Linked DNA regions of Homo sapiens: region 1 is linked to region 2. A link is an interaction called in ENCODE POLR2A ChIA-PET data of the cell type or tissue named here. Cell type or tissue: A673. All regions are shown on one strand. Each heading gives the region's core, and the rest is flanking DNA. Links, peaks and the distances in the headings are about the cores only.

The links. ChIA-PET counts read pairs that join two places held together with the same protein. Peaks named below come from ENCODE experiments on the same cell type or tissue, not always from the same donor. Only the 100,000 strongest peaks of a DNase experiment are listed, where the experiment ranks them.
Region 1: POLR2A ChIA-PET joins it to region 2 with 5 read pairs; 2 of 35 experiments call an interaction of 5 or more read pairs at or near these places.

What each region holds. Positions count from the first base shown.
Region 1 is chr12:12,152,406-12,163,164 of GRCh38, reverse strand. LRP6 (LDL receptor related protein 6) reads left to right here. Exons shown (of 23, transcript NM_002336.3): 10 at 746-972; 11 at 3,201-3,385; 12 at 4,010-4,336. It also overlaps the pseudogene RPL21P100. Among named protein-coding and RNA genes, the nearest start is that of MIR1244-4, 46 kb to the right of the region's middle. In A673, for the core only: no CTCF peak of the experiment used is centred there; no DNase peak of the experiment used is centred there; H3K27ac peaks cover 920 bases.
Region 2 is chr12:12,242,136-12,254,070 of GRCh38, reverse strand. LRP6 (LDL receptor related protein 6) reads left to right here. Exons shown (of 23, transcript NM_002336.3): 2 at 9,416-9,809. It also overlaps the pseudogene LOC101929053. Among named protein-coding and RNA genes, the nearest start is that of LRP6, 19 kb to the left of the region's middle. In A673, for the core only: a CTCF peak has its summit at 4,756; DNase peaks (open chromatin) are centred at 4,240 and 4,510; H3K4me3 peaks cover 302 bases; H3K27ac peaks cover 5,000 bases.

The DNA.
Region 1 (10,759 bases), core at 1-5,000, 88 kb after region 2:
GTCTCTACTAAAAATACAAAAATTAGCTGGTCATGGTGGCGCATACCTGTAATCCCAGCTACTCGGGAAACTGAGGCACGAGAATCACTTGAACCTGGGAGGCAGAAGTTGCAGTGAGCCGAGATCATGCCACTGCACTCCAGCCTGGGTGACAGAGTGAGACTCTGTCTCAAAAACATAAAATAGGGGTGATGCCATACTTGCAGGACTGTTGTATTAAGTGACAAAATCTACGGACAAAACGTACTTAGGATAATACTTGATAAGATGTATCTATTATTAGTTTGAATTATGATTTTTAAAAGTGTTATGGGACTCAGTGCTATAATGGTAGTATAATGGTTACATTCATTTATATGGTAGGCATGATGACTTGCCATAATCTTAAGCACCTTTAGAAAATTGACCACTAATTAAGATCTGTAGCATTGTGGTCACAGCTTTTCCACTTGATTACTGATAAATTTTAAAAGTAAAGTCATTCTGCTGTTAGTAGAATAAATTTTTGGTGCATTAGAGTTTTAAAATTTCTCCCCTGAATTGGCAGTAAAACTTGAAGTTGCATTTATTAGAGATTGACATCAAATTTTTCTGTGCTTGCAAGTTATGTGAATTTTAATAGGAAATAGTATGCCTCTTGGCACTTCTGGATCCTCTTGCCCCTGACAAAAACCAAACCAAACCTTCTTTCTGGATAGGGTTTAGACTTATGCCATATGACTTAGTTGTTAATGTTCTTTTGCAGACCATCAGCAGAGCCTTTATGAATGGCAGTGCACTGGAACATGTGGTAGAATTCGGCTTAGATTATCCAGAAGGCATGGCAGTAGACTGGCTTGGGAAGAACTTGTACTGGGCAGACACAGGAACGAATCGAATTGAGGTGTCAAAGTTGGATGGGCAGCACCGACAAGTTTTGGTGTGGAAAGACCTAGATAGTCCCAGAGCTCTCGCGTTGGACCCTGCCGAAGGGTAAACAGCTTTACATGTGCATTCTTTGCAACTGCAGTGTACATTTCGGGGAACATGGCATAGTTACAGATGATATTCTTAATGTTTTAAATAATACGTATTAGGAATCTGAGAACTAAATGATAGATGAACTTTTAAAAACACTATTGATATTTTGCTGATTTGAATGAATAATTATTAGCTAATTTTACTCTTGTCGTAATTAACTTTAGGTGAAGAAAGAGGGGAATGGGTTAATAAATGTTACTGATGAGTATACTGATATGTTAAGTATATATACCAAGAGGTATTATCCATCTGTAGTTGCTTGCACTCCTTCCCAGTTATACTAGATTCCAAGCCTATTGAAGTAAACCCACCGAAACAATGTTGTGAGCTAAGAAAAAACTACATTTAAAAAGCTTTATTTTGGAGTATTTATTAATTCAAAATGGATAGTTTGGTTTGATCATTATTATAAACTGGCAGTAGCTTTGTTATTACAAGATAGAATAAACTGTTCACAACATGATGTTTTTCAAGGGCGAGTGTTCCTTTTTACAAGAGTCAGCAAATTTTTTAAAGCCGGCAGCTAAGAAATCTGAAATCTAAAGAAAAATTCCACTTATAAAAGAAGTCAACAGGCCGGGCGTGGTGGCTCACGCTTGTAATCCCAGCAACTTTGGGAGGCCGAGGCGTGGGCAGATCACAAGGTCAGGAGTTCGAGACCAGCCTGGCCAACATGGTGAAACCCCGTAACTACTAAAGATAAAAAAAAATTAGCCAGGCATGGTGGCATGTGTCTGTAGTCCCAGCTACTCTGGAGGCTAAAGCAGGAAAATTGTTTGAATCTGGGAGGTGGAGGTTGCAGTGAGCCGAGATCGTGCCACTGCACTCCACCCTGGGCAACAGAGCAAGACTCCATCTTGGAAAAAAAAAAAGAAGTAAACAGTGTGAACATATAAATATGTTTACTGTATTTGCTACTTAAAATAATTTCCCTGAAGTGACATTGATTCCATGATTAGCTAGTAATTCATCTAGTCAGCACTGACATATTGTGGTGATCTTTGCTCTAAACATTAGCTGCCAGACAGATAAATTTAATAGTTGGGACTAATTGGTTGCTGCTGGCAAGTATGAAATTTCTCTCACAGTTGTTTCTCTTTGGCTCTTGTGGTGTGCACATGCCTGTCAAATGACAAGTGCAAATGCATATAAAGGCAGGACACCTTCAGTTTTCAGAAAAGCATGTTCATACATTGCTACCAAGTCAGCTATCAGCTGACAGGCTGATGAGTGAATATATGTCCTCAGGTATTTCGTGAGAGCTGGCATGTGATGTGCTTTTTTAGTTCCAGTATTCAAGAGTCTCAAAAACTAGCACCTCACTAGTTTACTTGAAAGGGCATTTGGCCAAGGATTAGGTTCTAGTTCTAGCTCTGTCATCTAACTGGCTTGAAGACATTAGATAAGTTGTTCACATTTCTTGTAGTGTTTTGGGCTCTTCATCTATAAAAAGCCTATACTGTAGGATTACTGTAAGATTAAAGTGCAAAACTCAAAAATGGAAAATAACAGCAAAGTAATTATTCTAAAATTTCACAGAGATTGTTGTAGCGTAGTGTAGTGTTCATTGCCCAGTGGACACATCAAGGGGTGAGTCGTTGTTCTTACCATATAGTATGCTCCCTTGGACCATATGACCAAATACATTTTCAAGCTTTGCTTTTGACTTCAGTTAAAGGCTTAGTATTTATAATTACCTTTCATGTACTTCTGCAACTTATTTTGAGGAAGAGTTGATTACACAAGTCAAAAAGTAAGTTCAGCATATTAAAAACTCAAATTAGTTAATATTCAAAAGTATATAAAAATATTTTACTCAGAAGTGAACCAGATTCTGAGACCAGAGCTTTAAACCTTTGCTGTTTTCTTGAATGTTAATTTTACAAATGCCAGTACTGCAATAAACTGTTGGTTTATTTCCAATTCCTAGGTTTGGATGGAACAAATGTATTGGAAAGACTAAGGAAAGCTGACTCACTTCCTTTTTGGGATATGGAAAAAAATATTTAGTTTAGGGTGCCAAAATAATTGAAAGCATTGTAGCCGTGATTTTGTTTAACCCATTTCCTTGATTTGCTGTATGTTTTCTTTAAATTTATTTAGTTACTTTGCATGAATATGACTCTTTCCCCCAGATAATAAAAAATTGAAATGTTAAATATTTATTATTTTGAATTTAGATTTATGTATTGGACTGAATGGGGTGGAAAACCTAAGATAGACAGAGCTGCAATGGATGGAAGTGAACGTACTACCTTAGTTCCAAATGTGGGGCGGGCAAACGGCCTAACTATTGATTATGCTAAAAGGAGGCTTTATTGGACAGACCTGGACACCAACTTAATAGAATCTTCAAATATGCTTGGTAAGCTTTACTACTTTTTACTCAAACAGTATATTCTTTCCATGCAAATATCAGTGGCTGCTATTTATCATTGGTTAGATACTTTTAATACAACTTCATATGAATGTGTCCATTCTTCTTCTGTTCTGGAATTGTATCCTGTTTGTTATTAATAGTGATCCAGGTACTTGGATTCATCTTTTTATTATGTGAAAGTTTCATTATTATTGGACTTGTAATGAAATTTATAACTCCCTAGATACTCCTGAAATGACTTTTGTACCAGTAAAATATATATATTTCCATCTTTTCCTTCTATAGTTCAAGAAGAAAAAGTGAACTGTAGACCCTTATATAGAGAAAATAAAACCACATTTAAAGTAGACCATTTGCAAGAATTTTAGGAAACTGAGTGATTTGTAGCAGGAATATAAGTTTGAAGCATGGGGTCAGAAGATAGATTGATTTCAGAGAATTGGTCTCGTTTTAGAATTGCTTTTAAATGAATTTTTCTATTTTAAATTGCTTACAATGTAATGTTTTATATGTTAGGGCTTTTTTTTTTCTTTTTGCCAGCAAGACACTTGTATTCTCACATATTTCATCACTCTGCTTCTCCCCTGTCTACTGCCTTTCTGAAAATAGGGCTCAACCGTGAAGTTATAGCAGATGACTTGCCTCATCCTTTTGGCTTAACTCAGTACCAAGATTATATCTACTGGACGGACTGGAGCCGACGCAGCATTGAGCGTGCCAACAAAACCAGTGGCCAAAACCGCACCATCATTCAGGGCCATTTGGATTATGTGATGGACATCCTCGTCTTTCACTCATCTCGACAGTCAGGGTGGAATGAATGTGCTTCCAGCAATGGGCACTGCTCCCACCTCTGCTTGGCTGTGCCAGTTGGGGGTTTTGTTTGTGGATGCCCTGCCCACTACTCTCTTAATGCTGACAACAGGACTTGTAGTGGTAAGCTGCATTTCCCTCCAAAGCAAGCTAGAATGAGAGAAAGCAGCATTTTCAAAGTACTTTAGTGTGTGTTTTTTCTAAAGTTAAATAGTGTGGAAATCCAGAGGGGGTTATTTGTTTGGTTAAAGGGTAGGGGAATGCAAGTGTTTGTTACTTATTACTTGTTTGATGATAGCAATTTGATGTTATAGAAAAATTAAGTCTTATGCTGGTCCATTGTCTTATGTCCGTAACCCAGCACTTTGGGAAGCTGAGGTGGGAGGAATGCTTCAGCTCAGGAGTTCAAGACCAGCCTAGGCAATATAGCGAGACCTTGCCTCTACAAAAAATAAAAAAATTAGCCAGAGTAATGGTGTGCATTTGTAGTCCCACCTACTCAGGAGGGTGAAGTAGGATGATCACTTGGCCCCAGGAGATTGAGGCTGCAGTGAGCTATGGTGGCACCACTGCATTCCAGCCTGGGTGACACAGAGAGATTCTTTCTTCAAAAAAAAAGGAAAAATTAAGTCTTTTACCCTTGGACATTAAATATTAAGTGTAAAAGTTGCATAGTTTCATGCATCATATTTATTGTAAAGGAAGGGAAGAACATTACAAACAGTAAAACAGTGAATCGCAAAACACAACTTACTTGTCCTTTGAAGTGCAAAGAGTAGGACAGTCATAAAAAATTTAAATGTTTAACAGGCCATACAGAAAACGCGTATGAGAACATGTAACCCAGTATAAAGTAACAGTTGATGAGAAACTAAAGAGAACATGCAATGAACATAGTAGGCAGTTGCAGTTTAACTGAAGCTGATGTTACCAGATCTTTTCATTTGGTCCTGAATCTAGATTTTTTTGTGTGTGTGACTCCCTCATCTCCTGATTTTTAAATACCGGCAAGTACACACATAACACTAACAACAAAGTGTGTAACAAAACATTGTTGGCTAGGGGAAACCTGGCTTATAACTTAAATATATATGAAGGCCCATTTCTTGGTGGATAGACAAGAACAAATTGGTAGATACGATTAAGAAATAAGTAGATTAAATCAGAAAGAGTAGATTATGGGAGGGGTGTAGGGTTTGGGTCAATATGATGGAAAGTAACAAACTGCTAAGGATATTAGAGGTAATTAACTATTGACATGACTTTCTTTTGTGCTTGAGAGAATGTGTCAGAATTCCCATAGGAAAAATTTGGTCTGTTCTGATGCCAACTTCAGTTGTGAAAGAGAAAGGACACAAGCATGTAGTGGAATGATTAAGAGGTTATACTTTGGAATCTCTGCCACACATTAGCTTTTTTGCTTTACACAAGTAATAAATTCTTTAAGCCTTTATTTTTTCTCATTTGTAAAATTGGAATAATAATAGTAATTGCTGTATAGGGTTGTTATGAAGATTAAAGATAATACATGGTCTGATTTCTGGGGAGAACCAGTAGCAGGGAAGTCAGTTAGACCAGTGTGGTAATGCAGGTAGACCTGGACAATGGTGGTGGCAGCAGCGTGTGTGTTGAAGAGAGGTTGATGGATTCGAGATGTATGTGGAAGCTAGAGCAAGCAGAAGTTGTTAATGAGTTCTGTGTGGGAAAGAAAGGGAGGAAGCAAGGATGACCTCTAGATTATGTGTCATAGATGATGGACTATCATCGGAGAAGAGACATGAGGTTGAAGATACAAATTTTGGGATTACCAGGATGTATTTAAAATGAATGAGGTTACCTAAAGAGAAGGTATAGTTCAAGAGCCAGCAGCTTTCTCTCATAGGCTTTGTGGGTGTTTAGGCTGTCTCACACCTGCTGAACTCTGCCCAGCTCTCGCCATGGCAGTGTGAGAGCAGCCTCAGGCAATACATTTTAAAAATGGAAGTGGCTGAATTCCAGTAAAACTTTATTACAGAAACAGGCAGCAGGCCAGATTTAACTTGTGGGCCATAACCCCCATCAGTGGGCTAACTCTGATGGAGAGAAAAGAAGGCACTTGGTAAACTATGCAACTCTGGTTGAGGAAGAGAAGTTCACAGAGAACACTGAGAAGTAGCAACCAGAGAGGTAAGAGGAAAAGCGGGAGAGAATAGAGGCACGAAGACAGAGATTAGGTTGTTTCAAAAATGAACTCTGTTGAATGAGTAAGGGGAGGTCTAAAATAGCATACACTGGATTTTTGGGTAAAGTGGTTATTAACCCTGAAGAGAGTAATTTCAGGGAAGTAATGGTGAAATGCAGAATGCAGTACATTAAAACGTGAATGGAAAAAAGGAAACGATAGTGACATATATAGACATCTCTTTTGAGAAGTTTGGCTTCTCATTTCACACAGAATAAAAACCTAGTTCTTATAATGGCCTACTGGGTCCTACATGACCTATACCCCACATTTCATAACCCCTTCTTCACTCTCACTCCCCACCACTCAGTTTTCTTCTCTAACCTCAGCTTTTACTCTTGTCTCTCTTGCTTTCTTCATTACAGCCACACTGGCCTCGTTGCTGGTTTCAGCTAGGCCGGGTACTCCCGCTTCATGACTGTTGAACTGCTTGTTTACTCTGCTTGGAGTGTTATTGCATATATTTGCGTGGATACCCTTCACGTCCAAGTCTTTGCTTAATTGTTTCCTTCATAGTGACACCTGGTCTATGCTATTTAAAATTAAAATTATGCTGCCATTCTATCCAACGTGCCAGTGCCCCTTATCTGTACTTTTTCTTTTCTTTTTCCCATAGCACTTTCACCTCTTTATGTATTATGTAATTTATATACTCTACTATTTATGTCACTTCCTTCTTTATTATATTTGTTGCTTATTGTCTGTTGGAATATAAACTCCATGAAGCAACAATTTTTTTTCTGTTTTCTTCATTGACATATCTTATGTGCCTTAGAATAACACTTAGTCTGTGGTAGATACTCAAGAAATTATTGTTAAATAAATGAATGAAGAAACAAGGCAAGGCTTGGAAAAACACATACGCTGTTTTACCCAACAGCTTTGTGACCTTGGGAAAATTATTTAACCTTTTTTTTTTTTTTAACAGTCCAGAAGTCTTTTATTTTTTTAACACCTATTATGCCATGAATTCATAGGGAATAGGTTCCAGCAGCTCAGGCTCCTTCCCACTGGTTCTCACAAAATATGCTTCTCTGGGTGGAGCAGGCTGGCGCTTCAGTTGAACCCAGGTACCTTTCTCTTTGGCTTCTTTCTTTTTCTGATCATTTTCCTTCTTTTTCTGATAACTTTCCATTTTCTGATAGCTTCCTTTAGGAAGCTATCTCGGCTCTTAGCGTGCTTAACGTGCTGAATATGCATATTAATTCTGTTGGCAAGAATCTTGCCCTTAACTTTTTTGTTTACAACAATGCCAACAGCATGCTGGGTAACATTGTAGACCCTTCCAGTTTTGCAGTGGTAACACTTGTGGGGCATTCCTTTTGAACAGTACCCATTCCCTTGATGTCTACAATATCACCTTTCTTACAGATTTGCATATAGGTGGCCAAAGGAACAACTCCATGCTTTCTAAAAGGCCTAGAGAACACGTATCGGGTGCCTCTCCTCTTTCCCTTTGTGTTCATCATTTTGGCAAATTACTGGAAGATGGCAGTTCTGGCTGAAAGACTTTTTGTTTGTTTGTTTGTTTGTTTGAGACAGAGTCTCACACTGTCACCCAGGCTGGAGTAAAGTGGCGTGATCTTGGCTCACTGCAACATCCGCCTCCCAGGTTCAAGTGATTCTCCTGTCTTAGCCTCCTGAGTAGCTGAGTTTACAGGCGTGCATCACGGTGCCTGGCTAATTTTTGTGTTTTTAGTGGAGACGGGATTTCACCATGTTGGCCAGGCTGGTCTTGAACTCCTGACCTCAGGTGATCCACCAGCCTTGGCCTCCCAAGATGCTGGGATTACAGGCATGAGCCACTACGCCTGGCCTAACCTTTCAGATCCTCAGCGCACTCGCCTATAAAATAGAGATAATTTTGTGGATTAAATAACATTTAGTATGATATGTAATATATTGGAGGTCCTAAATAAATTTTTCTTTTCCTTTCCTCGTCTCAAATTTTATTTTCTTACTTTCAAAATCATAGCTACAAGGCTCTCCTTGTCACTCAGTGCTTCTTTCTGGCTTTTTTCCCTCTTTTTAAGAGATCAGGTCTTACTGTGTTGCCCAGGTTAGACTTGAACTCCTGGGCTCAAGCAGTCCTCCCACCTCAATCTTCCGAGTTGCTGGAACTACGAGCACATGCCACTGCGCTAGGCTCTATTGCTTGTTTCTTTGTTTCTTCATATATTATTGTAATGAGTGTTTATTTATCAAGCACCTATTACATGCTGCGCATTACTTCAGCCGTTGGAAAACATAGCAGTGAATGAAATTCAGTGGAACAGATAATAAACTAAATAAATTATGTCAGGGGTTAGGTGGCAATAAGTATAATGAAGAAATATAAAGAGCAAGAAAGGGTGATGGTGACAGGGACTGCAGTGTTAACTGGGGTGATTAGGGAAGTTCTTACTGAAAAAATGACATTTATGTCAAGAACTGAAGGAAGTGAGGAAATGAGCTATGCGGATACTGGGAGAAGGCCTATCAAGCAAAAGGGGATAGTAAATGCAAAAGGTCTTGGGGGAACATGTCCGACATGTTAGAGGAACACCTAGGAAGCTAGTGTTGCTGGAATGAAGTGAATAAAGAAATTAGATCAGAGAGGAAATGGGAAGCCAGATTGTGTAATCCTTTATTCAGTACTGAAGTGGCCTCTGTGGCATCTTTGTGCAAATTGGAAAAAGATGTTTCCTCTGAGCAGATTTAGCCCTACAGGTGTATGGCGTGGCTAAGGAAGTGTGGACTGGATTTCAGTTCCTACTCAATGCCCCTGGCACAGAGCACAAATGGTACAGTCATACATGATGGTCTTGGCCTTATAGTTTATTCTATTCTTAAACAAGAGCAACACCTTTGTCTAAGCTACCAGTGAACACATATGCCTTCAGAAGAGAACTGAAAAGCTCCCTCCTACGTACATCTCATCCTCCAGCTTCTCTGATGTCTCCATTGTGGGAATGCGAGACTCAAGACAACCAGATGAGGTCGTTGTTAAAGCACCATTCTGAAGGAAATGTGAGAGAGGTGGTTAGAGTTTAATAAATTTGATAGGGTGGATTTAGGCTTTTAAAATGGCATATTCTTTGTCATTTTAAACACTGACTTGAAAATAGGTCAAAATATTAGCTGCCTTTTAGAAATAACCAGTTAATTTGTAATTTTTAATATATTTGAGTAGACTTTTTGGAGCAGGTATTTATTTGGAGCCACATATGGCTTTCTCTTAATCTGCATTTCTAGAACAACAAGATCCACAACTAATTGTGGAATCTTATTGAAGGTTAAAATTTTGCTTGGAAAAGAGAGTACCCAGCAAAATATCCTAGGAGCCAAATATATATTTGATTAATTGCTTCCCAGGCAAGAAAATATGGGAACTAAAACTCTGGGATCTTTCTTCTAAGTCTTTTAAACAGAAGGGGGTCTTGCTGGGTTGTTCAGGCTGGTCTTGAACTCCCAGCCTCAAGTGATCCTACTGCCTCAGCCTCCCAAAGGGCTAGTATTACAGGCATGAACCACTGTGCCCAGCCAATTTAGAACCTTTAAAAATTTTTTTCTTGCTTTACTAAGAAAGTAGTACTGCCAAAATATAATTCTTTTAAAATAAAAATGATAGTGGGAGACTTTTTAGCTATTCTGTGTGATGTGTTTTTACTACTCGAAGTATGGACTCCACAAAAATTGCTAAAAGTTGTTAAATCAATGTATTAGTATGATGGACTCCAGAAATGGAGATTTGTAGTAGGATCATTGGGATAACTTTCTAAATCTTCCAAGCTGAGTGTGGGTTTTTAACTAATGAAGAACTTAAAGCAGAATTGCAGTTTTGTAGATAACAAGTTTCTTTGTGAGTACTGATTTCCTTTGGGATTTAAGCCAGTATTCATTTGAGTGTAAATGTAAAATAAGCTGAGAGACCACAAATAATGGAGCTGTGAAGAATGGGGAATAGGAGGAAATAAAGCAAGGAGTCGTGGCTTGGCTATTTATGTTTTATATTCCTGAGAAGGACAAAATTCTCCTGTATTTAGGTGATGTCTAAGCACTAAGAAAATAGAGTATAATTATGAAATGTATACAGATATTTTAATGAAGATTTAAAAAATGGCCTTAGACTTTGAAGTTGTTGGTAGTCTCCCAGAAGTCATTCTTGGCCAGGCATGGTGGCTCACATCTGCAAACCCAGCACTTTGGGAGGCTGAGGTGGGTGGATCACGAGGTCAGGAGTTCGAGACCAGCCTGACCAGCATGGTGAAACCCTGTCTCTACTAAAATTAAAAAAATTAGCTGGGCATGGTGGTGGGCACCTGTAATCCCAGCTACTTGGGAGG
Region 2 (11,935 bases), core at 2,593-7,592:
CTGGGCTCAAGTGATCCTCCCATCTCAGCCTCCCTAGTAGCTGCGACCACAGGTGTGTGCGACCATACCCAGCTAATTTTGTATTTTTTGGTAGAGAAGGGGTTTCGCCAAGTTGCCCAGGCTGGTCTCGAACTCTTGGGCTCCAGTGATATGCCCACCTCAGCTTCCCAAAGTGTGGGGATTAGAGGCGTGAGCCACCACACCTGGCCCATAGCCCTTTTTTATTGAAGACAAGTGCACTCTGGCCTGTAGCTGATTTGCAAGTGCTTTCAGGGAAGCATTAGAGTAAAACAGAAAACTATCTGTAGATGACAAAATACTTAAAACGGTGATGATTAACCTATTACTGATAATCTTAAAAGTGAAAGATCTCCTATTGCAAGGACGAAAAACCAAACACCGCATGTCTCACTCATAGGTGGAAATTAAACAGTGAGAACACTTGGACACAGGAAGGGGAACATCACACACCAGGTCCTGTTGTGGGGTGGGGGGAGGGGGGAGGGGTAGCATTAGGAGATACACCTAATGTAAATGACCAGTTAATGGGTGCAGCACACCAACATGGCACATGTATACATATGTAACAAACCTGCACGTTGTGCACATGTACCCTAGAACTTAAAGTATAATAATAAAAAAAAAGAAAAAAAGTGAAAGATCTTATGAAACTTTGTTAGAAAAGATAATGAAATTGGCAAGGAAGTTTGATTTTTGTGGCATGCGAACTAAAATCAACCCAAAAAAGTGTTAGACAAAAGCATATCTATAAGCGTAATGATTAACTTTATTTTATTATTATTTTTTGAGACAGAGTCTCGCTGTGTTGCCCAGGCTGGAGTTCAGTGGCGCGATCTTGGCCCACCACAACCTCTGCCTTCTGGGTTCCAGTGATTCTCCTGCCTCAGCCTCCTGGGTAGCTGGGATTACAGGCACGCGCCACCACGCCCTGCTAATTTTTATATTTTTGGTAGAGACAGGGTTTCGCCATGTTGGCCAGGCTGGTCTCAAACTCCTCACCTCAGGTGATCAACCTGCATCAGCCCCCCAAAGTGCTGGGATTAAGGTGTGAGCAACTGCGCCCAGCCGATTAACCTTATTTTAAAGAAGAGTGGCTAGTACATGTCATTTATGAATATAGATGAATATATTCATTGCAGAGAGAAAATCTAAAGACATATAATCCTAAGATGTAATGGACCATGAATATGTCAAGAGTATATCAAGAATGTATATATGTATAGAGTATATCAAGAATGTATCAAGATTATCAAGGAAAAAGATTTAGCAGTCTGGAGTAGGTCGTTAACTTCTATATAATAGCATTCCATAAGTAAATGATGTGAATTCTTAACTGAGAACCATTAGCCAACCTAGAAGATTAAAGAAGCCAAATTATGACCAAGTTAACATTGAGGAAAAAAAATCCCTGAAATTATGACTGATGACATTATACTGTTGTCTAATACCAGGCAAAGCAGCACCAGAACTCTGATTAATAGACATGGACAATGAGGGCATTGATGAATTTCTAGGAGCTTTATACCTTCATAGAACTTCCAAAATATCCCTATTAATAACATTTTACCTATACAAATTTAACTTAAACTTAGGGAGGGTAAGCCTCTCTGGCTTTGACAGTGCTTTCCATATGACCCATAACGTTTGATCAAATAAACTATTATTTTTAACATCTCTCTTTTACAAGGTAAAGGGAATTTTGATTTTCTAGGGCCCCTTAGGGGAAATCTCAAAGACAGTTGTTGGTACAAAAGGCATCATTTAGGAGGTTTGAACATTTGATTAAATAGGATCATGGGCCACTGTGGAAAAAAATACTTGGCTACATATTTAACCAAAAGTGACCGGAAAAAAAAAAAGATTTTAGTTCAGTGCGGTGGCCCATGCCTGTAATCTCAGTGCTTTGGGAGGCCAAGATGGGAGGATCACTTGAGGTCAGGAGTTTGAGACCAGCCTGGGCAACGTGGTGGGATCCTGTCTCTACAGAAATTAGCTGGGCGAAAGATTTCATGCCTATAGTTCTAGCTCCTCAGGAGGCTGAGGCAGGAGGATCGTTTGAGCCCAGGAGTTTGAAGCTGCAGTGAGCTATGATTGTGCCGTTGCAATGAGCCATGATTGTGCCACTATACTCCAGCCTGGACAACAGGGTGAGACCCTGTCTCTTAAAAAAAATATTGAAAAAAGTAAGCATGGGAGGTAATGCAGTGGTGAAGAACCTTACCCTTTTAAGGGTGTGAATACAGTTTTAAGTAATTAAGGACATGATAAAGTCAGCATTAAGCACAGGAAATTCTGGTAAGACACAATCTTTGCCTTCTGTGGAGATTATTCAGAAGGCAAAGGAAAACCTTTAATAACTTCTTTATTAAAAGCAGACTAATGGGCGGGGCACCGTGGCTCATGCCTGTAATTCCAACACTTTGGGAGGTCGAGGTGGGTGGATCACAAGGTCAGGAGATCGAGACCATCCTGGCTAACATGGTGAAACCCTGTCTCTACTAAAAAAAATGCAAAAAAAATTAGCCGTGCGTGGTGGCGGGCACCTGTAGTCCCAGCTACTCGGGAGGCTGAGGCAGGAGAATGGCATGAACCCGGGAGGTGGTGCTTGCAGTGAGCTGAGATCCCACCACTGCTCTCCAGCCTGGGTGACAGAGTGAGACTCCATCTCAAAAAACAAAAATCAAAAAGACAAACTAATAACTGAAGAAAATCCGTCATTTTAACAGAGAAAACTAAAATCTAGTTTTACGTAACTATAATATTTGATAAGCACTTAAAAACATCTTACAAATAAACCCGTCAAATCTTAGCCGGCTTTGGCTGGGCACGGTGGCTCACGCCTGTAATCCCAGCACTTCGGAGGCCGAGGTGGGCGAATCACTTGAGGTCAGCAGTTTAAGACCAGCCTGGCTAACATGGCAAAACCACGTCTCTACTAAAAATACAAAAAAATTAGCTGGGTGTGGTGGCGAGCGCCTGTAATCCCACCTACGAGGGAGGCTGAGGCAGGAGAATCACTTGAACCTGGGAGGTGAAGGTTACATTAAGCCCAGATTGTACCACTGCACTCCAGCCTGGGTGACAGAGCGAAACCCCATCTCGAAAAACGAAGAAGAAGAAAAAAATCAAGCCAGGTGCGTTGGCTCACGTCTGTTACCCCAGCACATTGGGAGGCTGAGGTGGGTGGATCATTTGAAGTTAGGAGTTCGAGACCAGCCTGGCCAACATGGTGAAACCTGCCTCTACTAAAAATACAAAAATTAGCCGGGTGTGGTGTTGGGCGCCTGTAGTCCCAGCTACTTGGGAAGCTGAGGCAGGAGAATCTCTTGAACCAGGGAGTCGGAGGTTGCAGTGAGCCGAGATTGTGCCACTGCACTCCAGCCTGGGTGACACAGTGAGACTTTGTCTCAAAACAAAACCCCCAAAATATTAGTAAATATGTATATGATATTTCTGTGTGCAGTGAACTGTAGTAGGCATTGATGATAAAATTAGTTATAAGGTATGGTTCTTGTTTCCAAGGGCTGAGATCCTAGAGGTAGGAAGTATGCTTAAAAAAAAAAAAAGCTAATATCATGTAAGTACTAAAGACTAAGGATTAAAAGAAGTAAAGCTGAGTCAATTAGAAAGGGTTACAGAGTAGGTAAGGTTTGACTCTGGCCTTGAAGGACTTGCTTGCTGGGAGAAAAAGAGAAGTATGGAGTAGGCAGGAAAATGAATACTCTGCAATGATGGGTGTGATGTACTCCCAGTTTACATGTTTTGAAACCTGTTTGTATGATGCAGAGACTATAAAAGATTAATTTAGAGTCCTAGGTAGAAGTCATGGTGGAAGGCTGAGGTATTGAGGCATTTTGTAAATTTAGGCAAGGGGAATCAGAATGGCTTTTGAGTTGGCTAAACTGAAAGTATTAGAAGTAGAAAAGGAAAGGGGAGAATATTGAGATAACTTACTATTAGGATATTTTAGGCCTAAAGTCATGAAGGTCTAGAGTAGGATAGTGGTTTTAAAAATGGAGAAGAGGAGACAGATTTAAAGACATGCTTGTAAAATAAGAGTCAACAAGACAGTAATTGTCAGACTAGGGGAAAAGGGGAGGGGCTCAAAGATGGCTCCAAGGCATGCCAGTAAGGTTAGAATTGTGTACCATTGACTGGTGAGGGATTTTGTTGTTTTGGGGGAAAGGTGATGAATTTAATTTAACGGGAGGTAGAGATGGCCAACAAAAAGTTAGAGGGACAGAACTAGAGATGATGTTTTGGGAATTAGCTGCATAGAATTGCTTGTTGACCAGGTGAACTTTAATTAATTTATTTCCTTCCTTCCTTCCTTCCTTCCTTCCTTCCTTCCTTCCTTCCTTCCTTCCTTCCTTCCTTCTGTTATAGCACAACTTATATATTTCAAATGGACAAAAAATTAGTTTTACAGCATCTTAAGATAAATTTCCTTTGAATGGGAGCTTCCTTTCCAGTACTTTGAGGTCTACAAGACATATCTAGAAAATTTGCTGCTGTGGAAAATGAAGACTGCTTAAATTGAATGAGGGGGAAGAGGAAGGGCCTGTGGTTTTTCTTTTCGATTAATTGCTGTAACACTGTGTTGTGGTTTTTCTTTTCGATTAGTTGCTGTAACACTGTCCTTGAGGTGGCTGAGGGAGTTTCATATTTTCTTTAGACACCATTAGGCGCCAAAGCTCTTGCAGGACAACTTTGGTGCTGTGAATTCTGCCATTTTGCTAGCACTGATATGGCTCTTGGGTCCACCAATCCATTAGAACTATTAACTCCATTCATATTAATTTTTTGTTACAAATCTTACAAAGGGGGGTGCTTCTGGGTATTTAGGTCCACATTTTATTTTAAGGCTGTATATTCAGTTTTCATAAATTGTTCTTGCAGGCCCAATTATCATCCCTGTACGTCTTGTAAGTGTCACGTCTTTATCATTGTCTAGACCTCAGCTAACTGCCATCTCCTACTCCTTTCTGGCCTTCTTTGAGTTCTTCCAAAAGTGGGAAATTGCAAGGGACTTTTACCCCCGAGCCTGTGGTGGCTGCCACCTTGTGTTGCTGTTGCTTGTGAACTTTAATTTTTTATACTCTGTCATTTGGAACAACAGAGAGTCTTAGGATACCTATATATAGGAAGTGGAAGGTTTGAAACAAGACAAGAAAAAATAGGTAGTATTGTATGAGGAGAACATTCTATATAGGTAGGGATATAGTCAACAGCATTGACTGCTCTAGAGGTGTTAAGAATAAAGACTGAGAGGCTGGGCGCAGTGGCTCAAGCCTGTAATCCCAGCACTTTGGGAGGCCGAGGCGGGCGGATCACGAGGTCAGGAGATCGAGACCATCCTGGCTAACACGGTGAAACCCCATCTCTACTAAAAATACAAAAATTAGCTGGGCGTAGTGGCGGGCGCCTGTAGTCCCAGCTACTCGGGAGGCTGAGGCAGGAGAATGGCGTGAACCCGGGAGGCGGACCTTGCAGTGAGCCGAGATTGCACCACTGCACTCCAGCCTGGGCGACAGAGCCAGACTCCATCTCAAAAAAAAAAAAAAAAAAAAAAAAAAAAGAGTAAAGACTGAGAAAAGACCACTGGATTTGGTTATAAAGATTTAGAGGAAGCACTTGCAGTTGAGTGATGGATAGGAAGTTAGATAAAAGAGTAATAGCTAATGAATGGTAGTGTGAAGTATATATACCAATGTTATAAGATTTTGCAGTTAGTAGAAATATAATTATTATTCTGATGGTAGCAAGGTTAGGGTTATTAAAACAAAACAATAGCAAGGAACCTGGCGTAAACCATTGAAAATACGAGAAATACAGAACAATTGATAGAGCGAAGTTGTAGAGAGGAGGTAAGGAGGCTGAACCGAAAGTATTGCTTTAGCCTTAGGAGGAAGGCCATCTTCTCATTTGAGACTGAGGACAAGGTAAGGGAAGATGGGTGGAGAGAAAATTTTGAGAGGTATAAATTAAGATGTTGGGGATGTATGACATTTACCTTGTATCCTGCTTCACTGAGATTGTTTTATGAGATGATCTGAGGATAAAGGATTCAGGGCATGGAAATTAGTCTTTAAAAGTAGAAAAGGCTTAGAAAGGCTGGTAGAGAAAGTTTCCCAGGAGTTTAATAAAGGAAAACAAGGATTCCTGAGCACTGTGAGTGTTCCACTGAAGAGAAGTGATGGTGATTATTTGGGTTATCTGAATACTAGGCAGTCAGAAAGTAAGCTCTCTGGAATGGAAGATACTGGCATGTTCCAGGGAGCAAGTATGTGGTTCCAGTGTATCTGTTTGGTAGATAAAAACAATGTTACAAATCAAATTATACCTATCAGATATCCCATTTAATATGTTGCTGAACAGATACTGGTGACAATGTAATAGAAAGTATTCAAGCATCAGAAGGGTGGTTGGACAGGATGAACCCTGGGATTTCCTTTCAATAGTGTGGTTTATGTGCAGCAGATTTATGTACAGTCCTTTACAAATCCTCAATTGTAACCAGTATTGCTAACTTAAAAAAGATTAACTTTGCCTCCTTCACCCGTTTTCAGGAGGGAGAAGAGACTCAGAATGCTTGTGAGGCCTTAACTGACCAGAAAGCGTTTTTGGATTTTGTAGACCAAAAATATTCAGTACACGTAGAAGTGTTAAAGTTTGACTTGAAAGCAATGAAAGACATTTGGCTGCCACCTAATGTCCTATAGCTTTGATATAGTTTTCCAAGATAGTGCCATAAAGAAGGTGCCCAGTAAATATTAGATGATTATCACTCTTGAATTTTCAATTTTAAGTGTTTCGTGGGTATTCCTTAGCCTTATGCAGCACTTAGCATTGTATCCTTCACTAGTAGGGACCTTTTTTCTGATGTTTATATTTGGCCCATAGTATGAGAGACTCAGTATAGTGGGCTCTGTGGGGACTGATAAATCAGTGTGATGTGTGAAGGCCAGAAATGAATTAAAAGTGACTCTGTTAGGGAAGTTTATGAATTTGCTGATAGCTGCAGCAGATACACAGAATAAGCAGAAAGATTGGTTAGCCACTTTTTAAAAAAGCTGTCTGCCAGTTTGTTTTTGACTAAGAAAGTTGGATTTAAGCTTAGTTAGGGAAGTTTATGTTGTACTTATAGATGAAAATAGTATACATTTATAACTATTTGACAGACACAATCTATAGTGTAAACATCACTTTTTTCTTACACTTTTTTGAGATTGGAGTAATTTCTTGAAAAGGGGAATCGTTACTTCTAAATGGTAGTTGGGCTTGGCTTCAGATGACACAGTTGTAGACCCTTAGTAAGTAATTATGAAAGAAGATCATGTAGATAATTGTATCATAACTCACTCTTTTTTTTTTTTTTGAGACAGGGTCTCCCTCTGTCACCCAGGCTCACTGCAGCCTTAAATTCCTGGGCTCAAGTGACCCTCCCATTTTAGTCTCCTGAGTACCTAGGACTACAGGCGTGCACCACTATGCCTGGCTACTTTTTTAAATTAATTTTTTTGTAGAGATGGGGTTTCCATGTGTTGCCAAGGCTGGTCTTGAACTCCCGGGCTTAACCAAAGTGCTGGGATTACAGGCGTGAGCCACCGTGCCTGGCTTGGTCTTACTTTTGCTGCCTCATTTATGTTCTGCATTCCAGCCTCTAGATGTGTGCTATCCAATACTACCACTAGCCACACTTGTCTATATAAATTGGAATGAATTAAGATTATATAAAATTGGGGCCGGGCGCAGTGGCTCACGCCTGTAATCCCAAGCACTTTGGGAGGCCCTGGCGGGTGGATCACCGGAGGCCAGGAGTTCAAGACCAGCCTGGTCAACATGGCGAAACCCCACCTCTAGTAAAAATACAAAAAATTAGCCGGACCCATAGTGGTGGGCACCTGTAATCCCAACTACTCAGGAGGCTGAGGCAGGAGAATTGCTTGAACCTGGGAGGCGGAGGCTGCAGTGAGCTGAGATCGTGCCATTGCACTCCAGCCTGGGCAACAAGAGCAAAACTCTGTCTCAAAAAAAAAAAAAAAAAAAAAAAGTTTATATAAAATTAAAAATTTAATTTTGTAGTCACACTAGCCACATTTTAAGCGCTCCATAGCTGCGTGTGACTGGTGGTACTGTGTTATGCAGTGGAGAGGACATTTCCATCATCACAGAAAGTTCTGTAGGACAGTAGTGCTCTAGATTTTTAATTGTTGCTTGATACTAGGAAAGTAAATGTCAGAAGCTTGGAATAGATATTTAATAAAAACCAAAAAACATGGAATTTATACTACCTCACTCCCAACAGCTTCAACTTTCTCAAAGTTAAATGTTATTTCTGTAAGATTGGCTTTATATTTAGTTTCGGGTCTTTTCAAAGGTCATTTTAATAGTAATATAGAACAGAATAAAGTAGCTTTACTAAGAACTATTTCTGTCAAACTGTAACAGTTTTATTAAGGTATAATTGATAGACAATAAATTTTGCTTATGTTAAGTGTAAAATTTAATAAGTTTTGACATGTTTACACCTCCGAAACCATCATTATTGATAATATAGCTCATCACCTGCAAAAGTTTGCTCATGCCCATTTTTAATCCTCCCCCTCATTCTTTTGCACCTTCTTTCCCTATTTTGAGACAGCCATTGATCTGCTTTGTGTTTTTACAAAAGTTTGCCTTTTGTAAAAGTTTATATAGATGAGAGTCATGCAATATATACCTTTGTTTTGGCCTGGCTTCTTTCATTCTGAATTATTTTGAGATCCACCCATTTTTCATGTACAAAGGGTTCATTATTTTCTGTTGTATGGCAGTATCACAGTTTTTTATCCATTAGCCTGTTGATGACATTTGGGTTGATTCCAGTTTGGGTTATTACAAATAAATTGGTATGAGCATTTGCATACAAGTCTTTGTATTGACATATGTTTTTGTTTCTCTTGAGTAAATACCTAGATGTGGAATAAACAGTATCTAGCTATTGCCTTGGATTGTATAGTAGGTTGTATGTTTAACCTTTTAGGAAACTGCCAAACTGTTTTCCCAAGTGGCTGTACCATTTTACATTCACCCCAGTAGAGTATGAGTGTTCCAGTAGCTCCATATTATTGCCAATTCTTGGTATAGCCAGGCTTTAAAATTTTATCTGAGTTATTTTAACAAGAAAAGACTATCGTGGTGGAAATAGTTCCCCCCATTTCCTATGTCTTATTTTTTAAATGCTGCAAAAATAATATTTTGTGTGTGAAGTTTAGATGGTCTCCTAATGATTTATTTATTCTTTTCTTATTTTCGACAGTCTTTGCTCACTTAAACCGATTTGAAACGCAGTTTATAAGAACCAATACGTTTTCTTCCTTTTCACTTACATATTTTTCTTTTTTTGTTCTAGCGGCCCCTTTGTTGCTTTATGCAAACAGACGGGACTTGCGATTGGTTGATGCTACAAATGGCAAAGAGAATGCTACGATTGTAGTTGGAGGCTTGGAGGATGCAGCTGCGGTGGACTTTGTGTTTAGTCATGGCTTGATATACTGGAGTGATGTCAGCGAAGAAGCCATTAAACGAACAGAATTTAACAAAACTGAGAGTGTGCAGAATGTTGTTGTTTCTGGATTATTGTCCCCCGATGGGCTGGCATGTGATTGGCTTGGAGAAAAATTGTACTGGACAGATTCTGAAACTAATCGGATTGAAGTTTCTAATTTAGATGGATCTTTACGAAAAGTTTTATTTTGGCAAGAGTTGGATCAACCCAGAGCTATTGCCTTAGATCCTTCAAGTGGGTAAGTTTTTGTACAGTGTACGAAGATCATCATACCTCCTTTCGGTTTTTCTCCACTGACATACACCACCCTGACCCCTATGAGAAAAGAAAGATCGAAAACAGGAATTTTAGATTCTTTGGGCTTCTTTGTTGAGTAGACTTGAATGTGGAAAGTTACGTTGTGTTATTATTATTTTTGACAGGGTTTTTGCTTTGTCACTCAGGCTGTAGTGCAGTGGTGCAATCAAAGCTCACTGCACTGTCAGCCTCCCAGGCTGAAGTGATCCTCCCATTTCAGCCTCCCAAGTAGCTGGGACTTTAGGTGTGCGCTACCACACCTGGCTAGCTAAAAAAAATTTTTTGTTAGCTGGGCGTAGTGGCGCACATCTGTAATCCTAGCTAGACGGGTGGCTGAGGCACGAAAATCACTTGAACCCAGGAGGCAGAGGTTGCAGTGAGCTGAGATCGCACCACTGCACTCCAGCCTGAGCAACAGAGTGAGACTTTGTCTCAAAAAAATTTTTTTTTGTAGAGACAGAATTTCACCGTGTTGCCCAGGCTGGTCTTGAACCCCTGGGCTTAAGTGATCAATCGCTCTGCCTTGGCCTCCCCAAGTGCTGGGATTACAGGTGTGAGCCACTGTGCCCAGTGTGTTGTGTTCTTAGTGTTTCTGTAAATCGTTTTGGGTTTCTAATAGCCATGTTTATATTTCTTGGGTTTTCTTCTGTATTTATTTTTTGTGATATCAGAAGATAATTTAAAGAGAGAGAAGAAGGAATGAAATGAGAAGTATTTGATAGCCCAAGATGAGATAGACTAATCTAGATCTTATACCTTTTATTATATACACAATGATACTGTGATACTAGTGTTTTTTTGTTACACTCTGAAGCGTTATTTAATGTCAGTATTGAATGAAAAATAAAAATTATTAAATAACTCATTTCTAGTTAGCTAAACATATATTTGCAATAAAGGTTTATTTTCTAATGAGAAGGAAAACTTAAAGCTCTGAGTAAATCTCATTTCAGAGTGTGAACTGTATCCTCACATTGCTTCTCTGTTACTATGTCTCATTTCTACTATTAGTATACACCATTTTGTGATATTTCTTTATTGAATAAATTGTCATGGCTAGTCTGTCATGGCTAAGTATAGATAACTATCTGAACATGAACCTAAAATGACTAATATTTGGTTAAAATCCAAAGATAAATAACCTGTACTATTTTAATACTTTGTTTTCTTTAGCTTTCAGTTGTATTAGAATGCTTTAAAACTCATTTCACTTATAGAAAGGAGTGAATTCTTTTTATGTAATAAATGAGAACTTGGGGAGAATGGAAGAAAGGTTTATATGTGCTTCTTTATCTTGATATCAGGCCTGGTTACAGAGGTTGAACAGGATGCCATGTTGTAGAAAAATGAGAAGACTGATTTGACTGTAAAGGATTATGTGGGCAGTAGTATAGGGAAATTTTAGAGGGAGATGTCTGGAAATACAAATATGTATTTTTTAGAGTGAAATTAAAACGTGTTTGTTGAAGCAAGATGGTGCTCTTAAAGCACCAGGAAATATTGTAGTGGCTCTGATCGTAGGAAAAACGATTGGATGTCCTGAGGAGGAGGTCTCAGATGTAACTGTAGTTATCAAAGAATTTGGTTGTTGAGAACTTTATAGATATTTTTGAGAAACGGAGTTTGTGTTTTGCTAACAGAGTTTGTAAGGCTCAGAGGGTGTTGAAATGTTTCTGAGGTTACTGCTTTGTAGAACACATAGGATTTTGGTGCTTGTAGTCGTCATTAGGGAAGAATACCGTGGTGAAAAGATAAAGTTCTTTTTTCCCCTCTTCTTGACAAGTTCAATTTTACCACTGTAAGGGTGATGATTGAAATTTAATGAAATATCTGTTAAATGGTTATTATGTTCAGAGTTCTGCATTTTGTACTCTGGTTGGAGAGAGGGGGTTTGGTTTATCTTTACTGTTTAAGGACAGAAAACTTGGGAGAGACAACTTTTTCTTCTTCAAAGCATGTTTATTTGCATTATGTAACATGAATGTGAAGAGAGGAAGAGTGTTAAAATAATTAGAAGGGGCACAAGAGCTGTTATGAGCTTCATTACCAAATTTTGGAATGGGATCT